Linked DNA regions of Homo sapiens: regions 1 and 2 are each linked to region 3. A link is an interaction called in ENCODE POLR2A ChIA-PET data of the cell type or tissue named here. Cell type or tissue: HepG2. All regions are shown on one strand. Each heading gives the region's core, and the rest is flanking DNA. Links, peaks and the distances in the headings are about the cores only. Region 1 overlaps HPAT5 (human pluripotency-associated transcript 5). Region 2 has its middle 29 kb from the start of HPAT5. Region 3 overlaps UNC93A (unc-93 homolog A).

The links. ChIA-PET counts read pairs that join two places held together with the same protein. Peaks named below come from ENCODE experiments on the same cell type or tissue, not always from the same donor. Only the 100,000 strongest peaks of a DNase experiment are listed, where the experiment ranks them.
Region 1: POLR2A ChIA-PET joins it to region 3 with 5 read pairs; 1 of 35 experiments calls an interaction of 5 or more read pairs at or near these places.
Region 2: POLR2A ChIA-PET joins it to region 3 with 5 read pairs; 4 of 35 experiments call an interaction of 5 or more read pairs at or near these places.

The regions. Positions count from the first base shown.
Region 1 is chr6:167,236,341-167,241,161 of GRCh38, reverse strand. It overlaps HPAT5 (human pluripotency-associated transcript 5), which reads right to left. Exons shown (of 4, transcript NR_157263.1): 4 at 3,650-3,921. It overlaps LOC102724220 (a long non-coding RNA gene), which reads left to right. Exons shown (of 2, transcript NR_187777.1): 1 at 1-962; 2 at 3,357-3,654. Among named protein-coding and RNA genes, the nearest start is that of HPAT5, 10 kb to the right of the region's middle. In HepG2, for the core only: no CTCF peak of the experiment used is centred there; DNase peaks (open chromatin) are centred at 2,061 and 2,801; H3K4me3 peaks cover 1,503 bases.
Region 2 is chr6:167,255,149-167,259,969 of GRCh38, reverse strand. No RefSeq gene overlaps it. Among named protein-coding and RNA genes, the nearest start is that of HPAT5, 29 kb to the right of the region's middle. In HepG2, for the core only: a CTCF peak has its summit at 3,848 (motif pointing left); no DNase peak of the experiment used is centred there.
Region 3 is chr6:167,306,732-167,311,552 of GRCh38, reverse strand. UNC93A (unc-93 homolog A) reads right to left here. Exons shown (of 8, transcript NM_018974.4): 7 at 3,643-3,774. Among named protein-coding and RNA genes, the nearest start is that of TTLL2, 16 kb to the left of the region's middle. RefSeq lists a silencer at 3,558-3,852. In HepG2, for the core only: no CTCF peak of the experiment used is centred there; DNase peaks (open chromatin) are centred at 652, 1,192, 1,652 and 2,702; H3K4me3 peaks cover 396 bases.

The DNA.
Region 1 (4,821 bases), core at 560-4,559, 70 kb after region 3:
CACTATGTGTTCACCAAACGCACTTCCCTTCCATCCTGGGTGCAAGGCGACCTCCGATCCCAGCCTTTCCTGTTGGGCTCAGCAATGGAAACAAGCAGTGGGGCCCTGCGCTCCATGCAGGGTGGATCTAGAACCTTCCGAGGACTTGAAACCCTCAGAGGGGGACAGGGTGGGGAGACACAGAGAAGGCCCAGGAATGACCTTGTGGGAAGTCGCTTATCCACCAGGAACTCTGGTGCTGAACTTTTTCTAAGCGAAAGTTAACTTCTGTTGGATTAAGACCCTGAAGATTGGGCTTTAACACCTGTTGTGTTACCTGCACTCAAACAAACCAGGGCTCCTTACTCAGCCCTCGGGAGCCTTGGCATTCTCACCTCTAAAGCAGGAGGAGTCGTGATACCTGCCTTGAGGAATTTGAGCAAAGTTAAACGACCTGAACTATTTGGGCGTTTCTTGACCAATGTCCGACCTTGGGAGGTGCTGGATGAATTTTTATTTCTCTACTTTAAGTCAGCCTTTCTACCTTGTTGCTCTTCTCAGCTGCCTTTCTCTGAGCCTCCTTCATCACTCTGTTCATTTCTGTGAGACAAAGATCATTACAACTGCCTTAATATTTCGGTGCAAGACGCACCGTGACCTGACATTGCTCTACCCCGCCTCCTGCCACGATCATTCTTTTGTAGCAATATTCCGCCAGCTTCATTTCATGCAGTGAGTGGAACAAGAGTCAGAACACCAGGGCGGCTGAGCCTATCGATCAAGCCTCCACCTAATGACAGACATACTTGAGTCCCACAGTCATAAGGAGGATGAAGTCTCTCTCTGGCTGGACCTGGACTGCAGTCACACTCTAAGAGCTCCTCTTTCTACACCTCTGCCAGTGGGCGTTCGGTCAGAGACAAGCTATGGCACCGGCTCCCGGACGCACGGGAGGACTCCTACCAGGGACAGAGTCCGCACAGGTGACCTGAGTGGCTGTGCACAGCCTTTGCTTCTGAGACGTGCCGGGAGCAGGTATCTCCGCAGGCCCAGGCGCCTCTGGCAGCCTTCAGAGCAGGGCCCTCTTCAACAAGGTGATAGCAGAAGGGAAGAAAAGCAGAGGTCTGTCTCAGAGCTTAGAGTAACCCAGAAGCTGGTTGCCCCCTTTCAAGGGAGAAACGCGGGGTTTCGCATCAGGAACCTGTTGAGGAAGTTCTCATCAGGCCCAGCAACACACCCAGGACCAAACTCCATCAGTGATGACTAAAAAATGTGTGTGGGGGCTGGGCACAGTGGTTCCTGCCTGTCAATCCAGCACTTTGGGAGGCCAAGGAGTGAGGCTCACTTTAGCTCAGGAGTTGGAGACTGGCCTAGGCAGCATAGTGAGGACCTATTTCTACAAAATAGTAATAATAATAATAAAGCCAGATATAGTGTTGCATGCCTGTAGTCCAAGCTACTTGGGAGGCTGAGGTCAGAGGATCTCTTGAGCCCAGGAGGTTGAGGCTGCAGTGAGCCATGATTGCACCACTGCATTCCAGCCTGTCTGACACAGGGAGACCCTGTGAAGGAAAGAAGAGAATGAGAGAGAGAAGAGAGAGCGAGAGAGAGAGAGACAGAGAGAGAGAGAGGAGAGAGAAAGAAAGCACTTTTTCCTAAATTAAAATAAGTGTATGTGTACGTATATGGATCACACACACACACCCCCTTTTATTAATCACTCGCTGCTCACCAGGCACTTGCTGTCTGGTTTACATCACCCTCTTGGTACACACAACCATAAGCATGTTTGAGGTAAAAACCTTAGTCAGCCTCAGTGTCCGGTCCCAGGTCCCACAGCCAGTAGCCAGGGAAGCCACAGGCTGAAGCTGGACCTGACCACTAGGCCAATGGTAACCACCATGCCACATGGCCCCCAAAGGGTCGTGTCCAGCTCTGGATAAACTTGTCCGGTTAGTTCAGGTTTCATGGCGTGGCATAGAGGACCCCGACCGTTCATCACTCATTGCTGTCTCCCCAGTTGGCTGTGGCCTGAAACTGCCTGAATTCAGTCAACACTGTTGCCGTCTTGCATCCGCCGTTCAGGGGGTGGGTACCCATGGGAGGGCCTCAGCTGGGACAAAGGTCCACTTCTGTCTAATCAGTGTAACTTTGGAAACAACCCTTTTGTGCCGGGACAGAGTAAACTAACTTTAAATGTGAATTTGCATCAATTGAACATTTTTAAGGGTGACACTTTTACCTGGTGGCCCACTGGGACCAGGACAAGGCAGCAGGAGGGGCCCGATGTGTGACTGAGAGGAATGTGTGGGCAGCCCTGCATTTGTGTTTTGCCCTGGGCCCCTAAATCCTGCAGCTGGCCCTGGTAGAGAGCTGAGAAGTTAGAACAAAGGACACCTGCCTAGAGGCTGCTTGGAGGTGGGGGTGGGGGGTCTGTGTTGATGTTGATGCTGGAGAGGTATATGACACCTGTCTTACTCCACTTTCTGTCATGGCCTGAAGCAGTCTTTTAGGTTAAATTTTACGAGTGTCCTGGCCATGGAGGAAATGCATTCAGAAATGCATTGTGAGACAGGATTTTTCCTTTGACCTTGACCCCCTTTGTGGGAAGGAACTGTAGTGGCTCATTTCACTCAGCGTGCGGTCCGTGGACAGCCAAGTGTTAATGGCCCAGCAAAGGGTCAAGGTCACAGCCTTCTGCACCCACCCTTTTTGACACCCAAGTTCTTGTTCAGTGTCCAGGAAGAATCAGGTCACACAGACTGTTTGAATGATGACAAAGGCAGAACTGGAAAGGGGGTGGTGTGGAAAGAAGGTGATCTTGCCGTGAAGCACCGTCCTCCCCGGCCGGGTTCCCCATGGAAAACGACACCATCTGAAGTCAGCGCTGTCAATCGGGAGTCTCTGACACTCGGCCACTTGCATCCCCACCGCTCAGCAGCTTGCATCGCTGACTGCTTACCTCAGCAGCTTCTTTGCTCTGCCAGCTGAAGTCTTTTTATGAGCACAGGATAGGATACAGGGAGGGCCAAAAAGGCAAACAGGTCAGCTGTTTTCACTTAAGGCCAAGGTTCTAGGCTTGAGGGTGGAGTTTAGTCAGGAGCCCATCCATTCTCTATCAGCTGGGGGGCCTTAGAAATGTATTTTTGGTTTACAGGCTCATCTGCCTGTGGGGCCCTTTGTGACTGCCCAGGCAAGCCCCTAACGCTAACCCGCTCCTCTCTACTTCCTCCTTCTAACCCAGGCGACATCAATCACTTACTCTCTTTCTGCTCTTTGCTCTGGTCCCAGGGAAGCAGGTCCTTTCACTCCTTTCCTTCCCGGGCTTGTGCATGCTGGGTCAGGCCCCATCTCACGGAGACTGCTTATCTTTTCAGGTACCAGAGCAATGAGGAAGCAGGACCCAGACCCCTGACTCCTAACTCCAGGTGAAGTCCACCCTGAGCTCAGGAGCAGAGCTGCCTCCATCGGGTGTGGAGAGACAGAGCCTCCTCCCCAGCCATGCCTCCTCATCGGCCCACGGGAGCTGCTGTGACTCTGACCCCTGTACCTGGCTCTGTCGACCGGAATAGTCAGTGGGCAGCCAGCACACCTTTGGGTGCTCTGTATGAGTGGGATTTTCTCCTGATTAGACATTTTAAAAGATTGTCAACAAAAAGAACAAACTCTGTAAAATATTGGAGAGATTTATTTCGAGCCAAACGTGAGTGACCACAGCCCGTGACACAGTCCTCAGGAGACCCGGAGAACGTGTGACCCAGGTGATCAGGGCACAGCTAGGTTTTATACATGCTATAGGGCATAAGGCATCAATCAATACATTTAAGCTGTACATCAGTTCAGACGGGAAAGGTGGCACACCAGGAAGCAGAGGCTTCCAGATCACAGGCAGATTCACAGATTTTCTGATTGGCAGTTGGTTGAAAGAGTTTATCTAAAGACCTGGAACCAATAGAAAGGAAATATCTGGGTAGGATAAGGGGTTGTGGAGACCAAGGTTCTTATTACGCTGATGCAGCCTCCAGGTAGAAGACTTACAGAGAATCGATGGTAAATGTTTCTTATCAGACTTAAAAGGTGCCAGAAACTTAGTGGAGTATTTCCTGGATGAGGAAAAAGGCCTGGAAAGGGAACAGGATTTTCTACAGAATATAGACTTTCCCCACATGAGACAGCTCTGCAGGGACATTTCAAGATATGGCCAAGAAACATATTTAGGGTTAAAATATTTGGATTTTCTTCCTTATCTGTCATGTGAGGTTACACCAGAGTAAGGTTGGAAAGAGCCGAGTTACACAGGGTTAATAAGACCCCTCCAATGAGGCTTTGTGGTTTGTAGGGTGACCTCCCCAGGCCCCTTAGGTAGGAATTTGGGCAGGAGAGAAAAAAGGTCAGAGTTTAGTCCTCAAGGCACAGACTTATGTTCTTGACCCTCCTTCCATCTGGTGGTACATTCAGGCTAACGGAAAAATCCTACATATTCCACGTTGGATCCGTCCTCCCTCCTCCTGACTAAAGGGTTCTAGGTGTGTGTGGTGATACAGCTGGGATGGTTATTCCTTCCGGAAGCTTCATCCTGTTTTTCCTCCTTCTGATGTCCAAATTCCTGCCTCACACACTGGGGTCTTTTGCTTTGTCATTCACACATTAACACAAGGCCTGGATGCAGAAGGCTGATTCCTGTTAGTGCCTGTGATGGCAGCAGTGGGCCATCTGGTGCGGCCTGGCCCCTGCCCGCACGCAGACTGCTGCGGGGCGTGTGCAGGGAGGAGGTGGACAGCCCCCTCCCTCCACCCGCTGCCCTGGGGGCCGCCGGGATGGAGCTAGGCGGGGTCCAGTTCA
Region 2 (4,821 bases), core at 516-4,515, 52 kb after region 3:
CTCTTCTCGAGGAGTATCTTAGTGGTTTTCTCTGTATTTCCTGAATTTGAATGTTGGCCTGTCTTGCTCGGTTTGGGAAGTTCTCCTGGATAATATCCTGAAGTGTGTTTTCCAACTTGGTTCCATTCTCCTCATCACTTTCAGGTACACCAATCAATCATAGGTTTAGTCTTTTCACATAGTTCCTTATTTCTTGGAGGCTTTGTTAGTTCCTTTTCATTCTTTTTCCTCTATTCTTGTCTACACGCCTTATTTCAGTAAGTTGATCTTCAATCTCTGATATCCTTTCTTCTGCTTGATCCATTTGGCTATTGATACTTGTGTGTGCTTCATGAAGTTCTCCTGCTGTGTTTTTCAGCTCCATCAGGTCATTTAAGTTCCCCTCTAAATTGGTTATTGTAGTTAGCAGTTCCTGTAACCTTTTATCAAGGTTCTTAGCTTCCTTGAATTGGGTTAGAACACGCTCCTTTAGCTCAGAGGAGCTTGTTATTACCCACCTTCTGAAGCCTACTTCTGTCAATTCATCAGTCTCATTCTCTGTCCAGTTTTGTGCCCTTGCTGGAGAGGAGTTGTGGTCATTTGGAGAAGAGGCATTCTAGGTTTTGGAATTTCCAGCACTTTGTGCTGCTTTTTCCTCATATTCATGGATTTAGCTACCTTTGATCTGTAAGGCTGATGACCTTTGGGTGGGGTTTTTGTGTGGGGGTCCTTTTTGTTGATATTGATGTTGTTGCTTTCTGTTAGCTTTTCTTCTAACAGTCAGGGCCCTCTTCTGTAGGTCTGCTGCAGTTTGCTGGAGGTCCACTGCAGATCCCAGACCCTGTTTGCCTGGGTGTCACCAGTGGAGGCTGCAGAACAATAAAGATTGCTGCCTGCTTCTTCTTCTGGAAGCTTTGTCCCAGAGGGGCACTGGCCTGATGCCAGCCAGAGCTCTCCTATATGAGGTGTCTGTTGACCCCTGGTGGGAGGTCTCTCCCAGTCAGGAGGCAGGGGGGGTCAGGGACCCACTTAGGAAGTAGTCTGTCCCTTAGCAGAGCTGGTGCGCTGTGCTGGGAGAATCCCTCTTGTCAGGACCAGCTGCTCTCTTCAGAGCAGGCAGGCAGGAATGATTAAATCCACAGAAGCTGCGCTCACAGCTGCCCCTTCCCCCAGGTGCTCTGTCCCCAGAAGATGGGGGTTTTGTCTGTAAGCCCCTGACTGGGGCTGTTAACCTCCTTCAGAGATTCCCTGCCCATTGCGGAAGAATCTAGAGAAGCAGTCTGGCCACAGCTGCTTTGACACACTGTGGTGAATTCTGTCCAGTCCAGACCTCCCAGCCTCAGTACCGTCAGGGGAAAACCACCGACCAAAGCCTCAGTAATGGCGATGCCCCTCCGCCCACAAAGCTTGATTGTCCCAGGTCAACTTCAGATTGCTGTGCTGGCAGCAAGAATTTCAAGCCAATGGTTCTTAGCTTGCGAGGCTCCGTGGGAGTGGGACCTGCTGAGCGAGACCACTTGGCTGTCTGGCTTCAGCCCCCTTTCCAGGAGAGTGAATGATTCTGTCTTGCTGGGGTTCCAGTCACCACTGGGGTATGAAAAAAACTCCTGCAGCTAGCTCAGTGTCTGCCCAAACAGCCACTTGAAACCCAGGGCCCTTGTGGTGTAGGCACAAGAGGGAAGCTCCTGATCTGCAGATTGCAAAAACCAGGGGAAAAGTGTAGTATCCGGGCTGGGTAGCACAGTCGCTCACAGCTTCCCTTGGCTGGGGGAGGGAGGTCCCCCAGCTCCTTGTAGTTCCCAGGTGAATTGATGTCCCACCCTGCTTCTGCTCCCCCTCTGAGGGTTGGGCCCACTGCCTAAGTCCCAGTGAGATGAACTGGGTACCTCAGTTGAAAATGCAGAAATTACCCACCTTCTGCGTTGTTCTCGTTGGAAGCTACAGACCAGAAGTTTTCCTATTTGGCCATCTTGGCCCCTCCCCTCATATTTTCTTACTTACAAAATCTGATTACCTGGATTCAAGACAGAAATTGATAATACATTAAAGGTAACTATCTAAAAATCCACAGCCAAGAAGAAAAGGAAACCCCATTAATAAAACGGAAGTTTCAGTACTTTAATAGGGATATGTAGGTGCTACAAATTTATTTTTAACCTTTCAAAAGTCAGGTTGAATAAATATACTGTAAGAGGCAGGGTATACGTCTGTGTGTATATTTATACATATATATATATAATTGAATAAAATGATAACCTTCTGCACATCTGATTAGAGAAACATCCTAACCAAATTTAAGATAAAGGGATTACTGGGAATGCAGCATAACACCATTGCTTGAGAACCAGCCCTCTCTCCCCAGCCAGGTGAGCTCACGGCACAGTTCTGAACCACGGCAATTGTACGCCCAGTAAACAGGCTGGTGTGAGAATTAAATGAGACAACATGTTTGCAGCACTGGGAAAGATTCAATAATTTGTTAGTACTACTGGGATGGGTGGGGAGAAGCATCTAGTAAGTGTTTTTATGTATTGCTCAAAAGTGTAAATTGTCACAGCCCATCACAATGGCAGACATACATCTGTCCCTATGTGATGTATACAGTTTCATGTGGCATTCACTACAGCACGGTGTGTAATAGCAAGATCGGAAACAACAGGTATACCCTTCAGTTGGGGATAGGTTAAATAAACGTCACTTCCTTACAGAAGAACATTATACAATTGTTGTTGTTTTTTTTAAAGAAAAACAAACAAACAAACAAAAACAACCCTGACTGGGCACAGTGGTTCACACCTGTAATCCCAGCACTTTGGGAGACCGAGGTGGGTGGATCACCTGAGGTCAGGAGGTCGAGACCAGCCTGACCAACATGGTGAAACCTCATCTCTACTAAAAATACAAAAATTAGCCAGGCATGCCTGCGATCCCAGCTACTTGGGTGGCTGAGGCAGGAGAACCATTCGAACCTGGGAGGCAGAGGTTGCAGTGAACCGAGATTGCACCACTGCCTTCTGGCCTGGGCAACAGAGACTTGGTCTCAAAAGAAAAAAAAAAAACCCCTCCTTATATATTAATGAGAAAAGTACTCCATGGTAAATTATTGAGAAAAAAGCAAGGTATGGAACAGTGTATATAGTATGCTACCATTTAAGTAAAAGAGGAGTAGAAATGTGTATTTATTTGAATATATTAAAGCAAACCCTCTAGAAAGTCATACAAACAATTACTAGTAATAATTAACTACTGATGATGAAAGCAAAACAGCACCTGATGTATGGTCAACCCTCAATAAATGGAAGCTGTAATTGTTCCCTCCATCAGTAACATCATCATCAAGAAAACATATCCTTAGACTACAGACAACATATCCTTAGACTCCGGAAGACATTCAGGCTAAATCCATAAGGGGGCAAAAAGCCAAATTTCAGTTTTCAAGGGCTATGTCGCAGATCTGAGCCCTGATTCCTCTTCAGAGGAAAGGAGCTTTTAGTCATTGTGCGGTTGGCCATCACCTCCGGAAAGCAAGACAAAGGCTCTTCAGAGGCAAGCTGAATACTCGCCACCTTGCAGCTGGTAACCCCAGAAAGCTGGGCCCACCAAGGACACACTGCAAGCTGCTCACGGTTCTAATGGCTCAAAGTCCAACACCAGGAAATGAAAGACACTCAGGCCCAGCGTGGCACTGCCTCAGTCTCAGGTGAGTGTGGACAAGTGACCTACTGTTTTACATTTAGCAGCATCAGAATAACTTCATGTTCTTGAGATATATTCTCATTAAAAGAGGGTAGTTAGATGTAAGTGTAACTGGATTTCCTGGTGGTAACAATGCCTATGGAGAAATAGCTGCCTGGACTATAACGCCCCCTGGTGAGAGTGTATCTTAATTGCAGGCAAAGTATCTAGGTGATGAACGATCCCCTGAGGGGCACACTTACGAGTTTCTTTCTCCACTAAAGAAAAATGACTGCTGTGGTCTGAATGTCTATGTCCCCTCAAAGTGTGTATATTGAAATCTGATACCCAATGTGATGGTGTGGAAAGGTGGGCGTTTTGGGAGGTAATTCGGTGATGAGGGAAGAGCCTCATGAGTGGAATTAGTTCCCTTATAAAAGAGACTGGAGGGAGGCCTTTTGTCCCTTCTGCCATGTGAGGACACAGCAAAAAGGCTACATGCACAAGTCAGAAAATGGGGCCTTATTAGACACCAATTATTCCTTGACCTTGGACTTCTCAGCCTCCAGAACTGTGAGAAATAAATTCCTTCTCTTTATAATGCACTCAGCTTATGGTATATTATTACAGAAGCCCAAACAGACTAAGGAAATTGGTATTGAGGACTGGGGTACTGCTGTAACCAATACCTAAAAGATGGAAGTGGAAGCGGGTGATGGGGAAAGCCTAGAAGAGTTTTGCTGGAAAAAAGCCTGCATGGCCACAAAGAGATCACTAAAGGGGATTCTGGGTGGGCTCTGAGGAGATAAGGAGAGCTGTAGAGAAAGCCTGAGTCTTCTGAGAGCTGGTCCAAGTGGTTGTCATCAGAATGTTCATAGAAATGGACAGTTAAAGCCATTCCAAGGAGGTCTCAGATGGAAATGAGTAACATACTATTGGATACTGGAGGAATGGCAATGCCTGTTATAAAGTGGCAATGAGCTTGGCTAAATTGTGTTTGTGTCCCAGTGTTTTGCGGAAGGTAGAACATGAGAGGAATTAAATAGAATACTTGGCTGAAGAAATTTCTAAGCTAAGGGTTAAAGGCATGCCTTGGCTTCTCCTGAAATCTTATATAGTAAAATGTAAAAAGAGAGAAATGACTTAAGGACAGATTTTTTCTCATCA
Region 3 (4,821 bases), core at 458-4,457:
ACAGAGCAAAAGAGTATTTTTAGACTAGACATTCTGTATCTTCATGGCAGCGCATTGGCGGGGAAGGGTTGCCATGGCAACTGCACCCATCTTTCATTAGCTGTCTGAGGGAATAAGCAGAGAGGAGTGCCTGGCACAGATCTCCCCTTGCAGAGGCCAGGGGATGGCTGGAGCCCAGTGGGACAGTGAGCCAGGGATCCTCAATTCTGGCCCAGGAAGGAGGGGCTCAAATGGTGAAGTCTTCTGACCTGCTTCTAAGTGGGAGACTGTAAGGACCAGTCTTTAAATTGAGCAGTGATGACTGAAAGGTGAGGACAAAGTGCATTGGGTTTTATTCGGTGTCGTTAATTAAGAACATACGTGGTCCACATATGTTCTTAAAGGAAAGCATACATTTGGGGAGAATAGGATTAGAAATCTAACTTGCTACTTAGAAAAACAAAAATGAAGAGAGCTGTTCTTGAGATGTAGCCAAAGCTACATAAAATTTCCAGTTTTTTCAAAAAATAGAGAACAGAGACCTTGTGTGTGTGCTGTGCTGCATGGAGAGCCAGCCTGCCAGGAGTGCAGGAACGCGGCACTAAAATGCCACTCACGCATGACGATTGCGAGTATAAAGTCCACAGGAGCTTCTCAAGTATATGAAAATATTTTCCCCAACATTTTTTTTGTGAGACAGAGTCTTGCTCTGTCGCCCAGGCTGCAGTGCAATGACGTGATCTCAGCTCACTGCAACCTCTGCCTCCCAGGTTCATGTGATCCTCCAGCTTCAGCCTCCCTCGTAGCTGAGACTACAGGCATGTGCCATCACGCCTGGCTAATTTTTGTATTTTTAGTAGAGATGAGGTTTTACCATGTTGGCCAGGCTGGTCTTGAACTCCTGAGCTTAAGTGATCTGTCTGGTTCATCCTCCCAAAGTGGTGGGATTACAGGGGTGAGACACCGCACCCGGCCAGTTTGGTTTATTTTTGAAAAAAATTACTTTTTCCTGTACAGAAAGACAGAAACAGTTTCAATTTAAATTAGCATCCCTTATTAAAGGGAGTCTTTATTCCAGTCATTCACCGGACTTGGACGTTGATACTCTTTGTTTGACCTTAGGTAACTTTGTTTGCACAATTCAACAAGGCTTTCCCTGAGAGTATCATGTGTCCATATAAGGAAAAGGAGAGTTAAGTCCACTGTTCACATAGCTCAGGAAGAACAAAAACCAAATATGAATGATCACATTCATTGGGAGCATTTAGGGAATTATCGTATGGAATATTGTGGGGATATTTGTCCCAGTGTTCTCCTTTTCATTTAATGTGTAAATACATTTTAAAATTCATGTAAGTTCAGATAAGTCATGGTGCACTTCTGGTAATGGGATGTGCATTTGGGGAGCTCAGTGAAACACCGGCTCTGCCACACATCCAGGGGACAGTTTAAACAAATACTGTTTGATGCTTATTGGTAACGTAGCTAAGAGTCCTGCAGCGAGGTGACATGCCACTAGCTTATAATTCTGCACTGCCAAGAACACCAAAGTGAGTTGCTGTTTGTCTCCCCTCCATTAAATCAGTATTTGTTCTGTTAAGCAATGCCCCGGCCTGGCCTCGGGTCCAGTCTACCCCTTCCAGCCTCCAGGCCTTGATCCCAACAAGCCAGAGTGTGGCGCTGGGCCAAGTACACACGCATTTTGGTGAAGAGCTTCACTAGGTCCACCTGCATTACTGGGGCAGCAGAAAGGACTGTGAAACACGGCTCCTTAAATCCAACAGTGTGGGTTTGTTCAAAGGTGATTTTCAGCTGTCCTGTGGATACGCAACCCACCAGGAAGACAAGAAAGGACGTGGCTGGAGTGTTCTGTCCGCGATCTGAGGTCACATGTGCTCTTTATCCTCAGTGCAGGGACAGCAGCCAGGTCTGTCATCTCAGAAACATTGGCCTGTAGTTCGTTTGTGGGTTTGCTTTTTCCATTTTCTAAGCCCCGAGTGTTTCCCAGATAAAGGCAGAATGGTGAAGTCTCTCCTGAAGGGAAGAGGGTCTCATGTGAGCCATGCTCACCTCCGAGAGGACACTTCATCTCACCTCATCAGCATCTCTTAGACACGCAGTCTTGCCTCTTTGGGCCTCTGACACCCCTCGGGGCCTTAGATGGGGTTTTTTGGGAAATTCAGGGTTCCTACCCTAAGTCCTCATCTGTGTCATTTTCAACACCACCCAGTACGCACACCCTCCGGCAAGCGGCCACACACACTGCCCCAGCTTCCTTCTCTTCCTAGTGACCTTCCTCCAAAACGCTCTCACGCATCTCCTTGTGGAAAACACAGCCAGCCCGCACAAAGCACCTCGGAGCTCAGCAGAGCCTGGCATGAGTGCAGTGGTGCGATCTCGGCTAACTATGACCTCTGCCTCCGGAGTTCAAGTGATTCTCCTGCCTCAGCCTCCCGAGTAGCTGGGATTACAGGTGCAACGGCCATGTCCCCTTCCAGCTCTCTTGCCCTCAGGCCTCTCTAGTGCAGCTGCCTGAGCCTGGGGCCCCTTCCTCCCTGGCTCCTGCTTGGCTCCTTGGCTCCCGCTCATCTCCCATCCGTGTCCTCACTGCCCTGCCTGACCTCCTGGCCAGGCCACCCTATTCTGTGAGGACTTTGGCATTTGGCTCCTGCCATCATCATGGGATGTCACCTTCTATCCGACAACCAGCCCTCCCGGCTCCCCACAGGGCCGCACCTTGGACCTTGTCACCTGCCTTTTGGAATTGATTGTTGTGACACGGGGCCGACTCCACATAGCTCCCAGTCACTCCTGGGTGTCAGCGCTTTCTGCTGCTTCCAGTGACCTAGGTGCATCTGACCCTCCCCCACATGCTGGCCCCACACTTGGGGACCCGACTTGCCACTCCACCCCACTCCTCTGCACTCCCCCCAGGCCGCCTTCTTAGGGGCCCCAGCCCCAGCAAGGCCTTGGAGCATCCCTGCCACCTCCTGCCCTGGTTCCTCCTGCACCCCACCCCACCTGGACAGTGGTCAGCCCATACGTGATGCAGATGTAGCCTCTAGGAGGAAGCCCACCCTGGCCTCCCCTGCTCCCCCACATCCACAGGGCCCCCACCTGCTGCTCCCAGAAAACCCACCACTGCCCAGGATGCCCCAGAGCCCCGTCCACAGACACTGACCCTAGTGACCTGTGATGTGTGTGGCTTGTGGCTCACACTGCCACCTCCCATCGTCCCGTGGGCTCCTTGGAAGGCTCTGCATGTTTACACCCCAGGCCCAGGTACACGGGAGTGTGCCTCTGCTCACAAGCACATCTGAATAAAGGTTTTCAGTCATGAAGAGACTGCTGTCCTAGGGGTAGAGAGTCTTGCACCCCAGCTCGAATGGGCGACTTGACTTAAGCAAAACCACATCATCCTGAGGGAATGGTGCCCAGAAGGAACCTTGGGTGGTTTTCCAGTTTTGCATCATGAATCTGAATAAATGCTCAGAGAAAATACATCAGACTCAGAGGCGACATCAAAGCCCTCTTGGCCCTCCCGTCTCTCCCAACTCATCTCTCTTGGCTCTGGCCCATTGGCATCTAATGAGCCCCACAGTTGCCTTGGCCAGGGACCGCCCCCTGCTGCCACAGAGGAAGGGGCCTGGGCTGGGGACTCACCATTGTTTTGTGTCTGCCAGACGGCATCTGCCACGCCCCACAGGCCAGAGAATACGAAGAACACTGCCAGATGGTCAGCACGAGGTCTCCACAGCAGTAGGGCAATCATGCAGGACACGTGGGTCACCGCGCCTGGGGGTGCAGAGGGGAAACCGCCAGGCGATGAGGGCCATCATCATGGCCTGGAGGGGCCTGGAGGTGGGTCAGTGCTGGAGCAACCATCTCAACCGTCCTCTGGAACTGTCCTCTGGAACCGTCTCAACCATCTCAACCATCTCAACCGTCCTCTGGAATTGTCCTCTGGAACCATCTCAACCATCTCAACTATCTCAACCGTCCTCTGGAACCGTCTCAACCATCTCAACTGTCTCAACCATCCTCTGGAATTGTCCTCTGGAACCGTCTCAACCATCTCAACCATCCTCTGGAACCATCTCAACCGTCCTCTGGAACCGTCCTCTGGAACTGTCTCAACCATCTCAACCGTCTCAACCATCCTCTGGAACTGTCTCAATGTTTGCTTCATGCTCAATGTTCCCTTAATGCTCTGGAAGTCGTCTTTTTAGTTGGAACCTTGACATTTAATTTGTGAGCTGATGTGTATGCGTGCTGCTAGCTCTAAATCAATGCTCTGCACCATACACCTGCTGCGTGACCCGCAGCCTCAGCCTGGAGGGCCTTGGGTGTGGTCTGGCATCATGTTGGGAAGGAAGGTCACCCTGTCTGGGCCTGAGGTTGCCCCTAAGCTAAGAGGGTTTAAAGTCAGAAAGAGAAGGGCCTTCTCATTAGGTATAAATTGAAGCATCCCAGCACCTTTCCGAGTAGCCAGGGGGTAGGACAAAGTGTGCCCATGGTTTCATCTGAGCCTTCCAAGTAGGGGCATGGGGACAAAAGGGAGGAGGCCACAGACCCCCCAGGCAGGTAGCATCTGTGGGCCCCACCTTGTGACTCGTCCCAGCAGGTCACAGATTTGGGACCCCAATTTCCACAGGCTGTGGCATCTCTAGGATGCAGTAATGAGGCTGCCCATTGACGCTCAAGACGCCACAGAGGAAGAGCAGGGTCTCTGTCAGCGGAAAGGCAGGTCCACACCGCATGCCCCAGGGCTGTGCCACCTTAGGCAAGTCCCTCCACTTCTGCACTCCATGATCTCCTATTTGTAAGGGAACACTGTCTGCT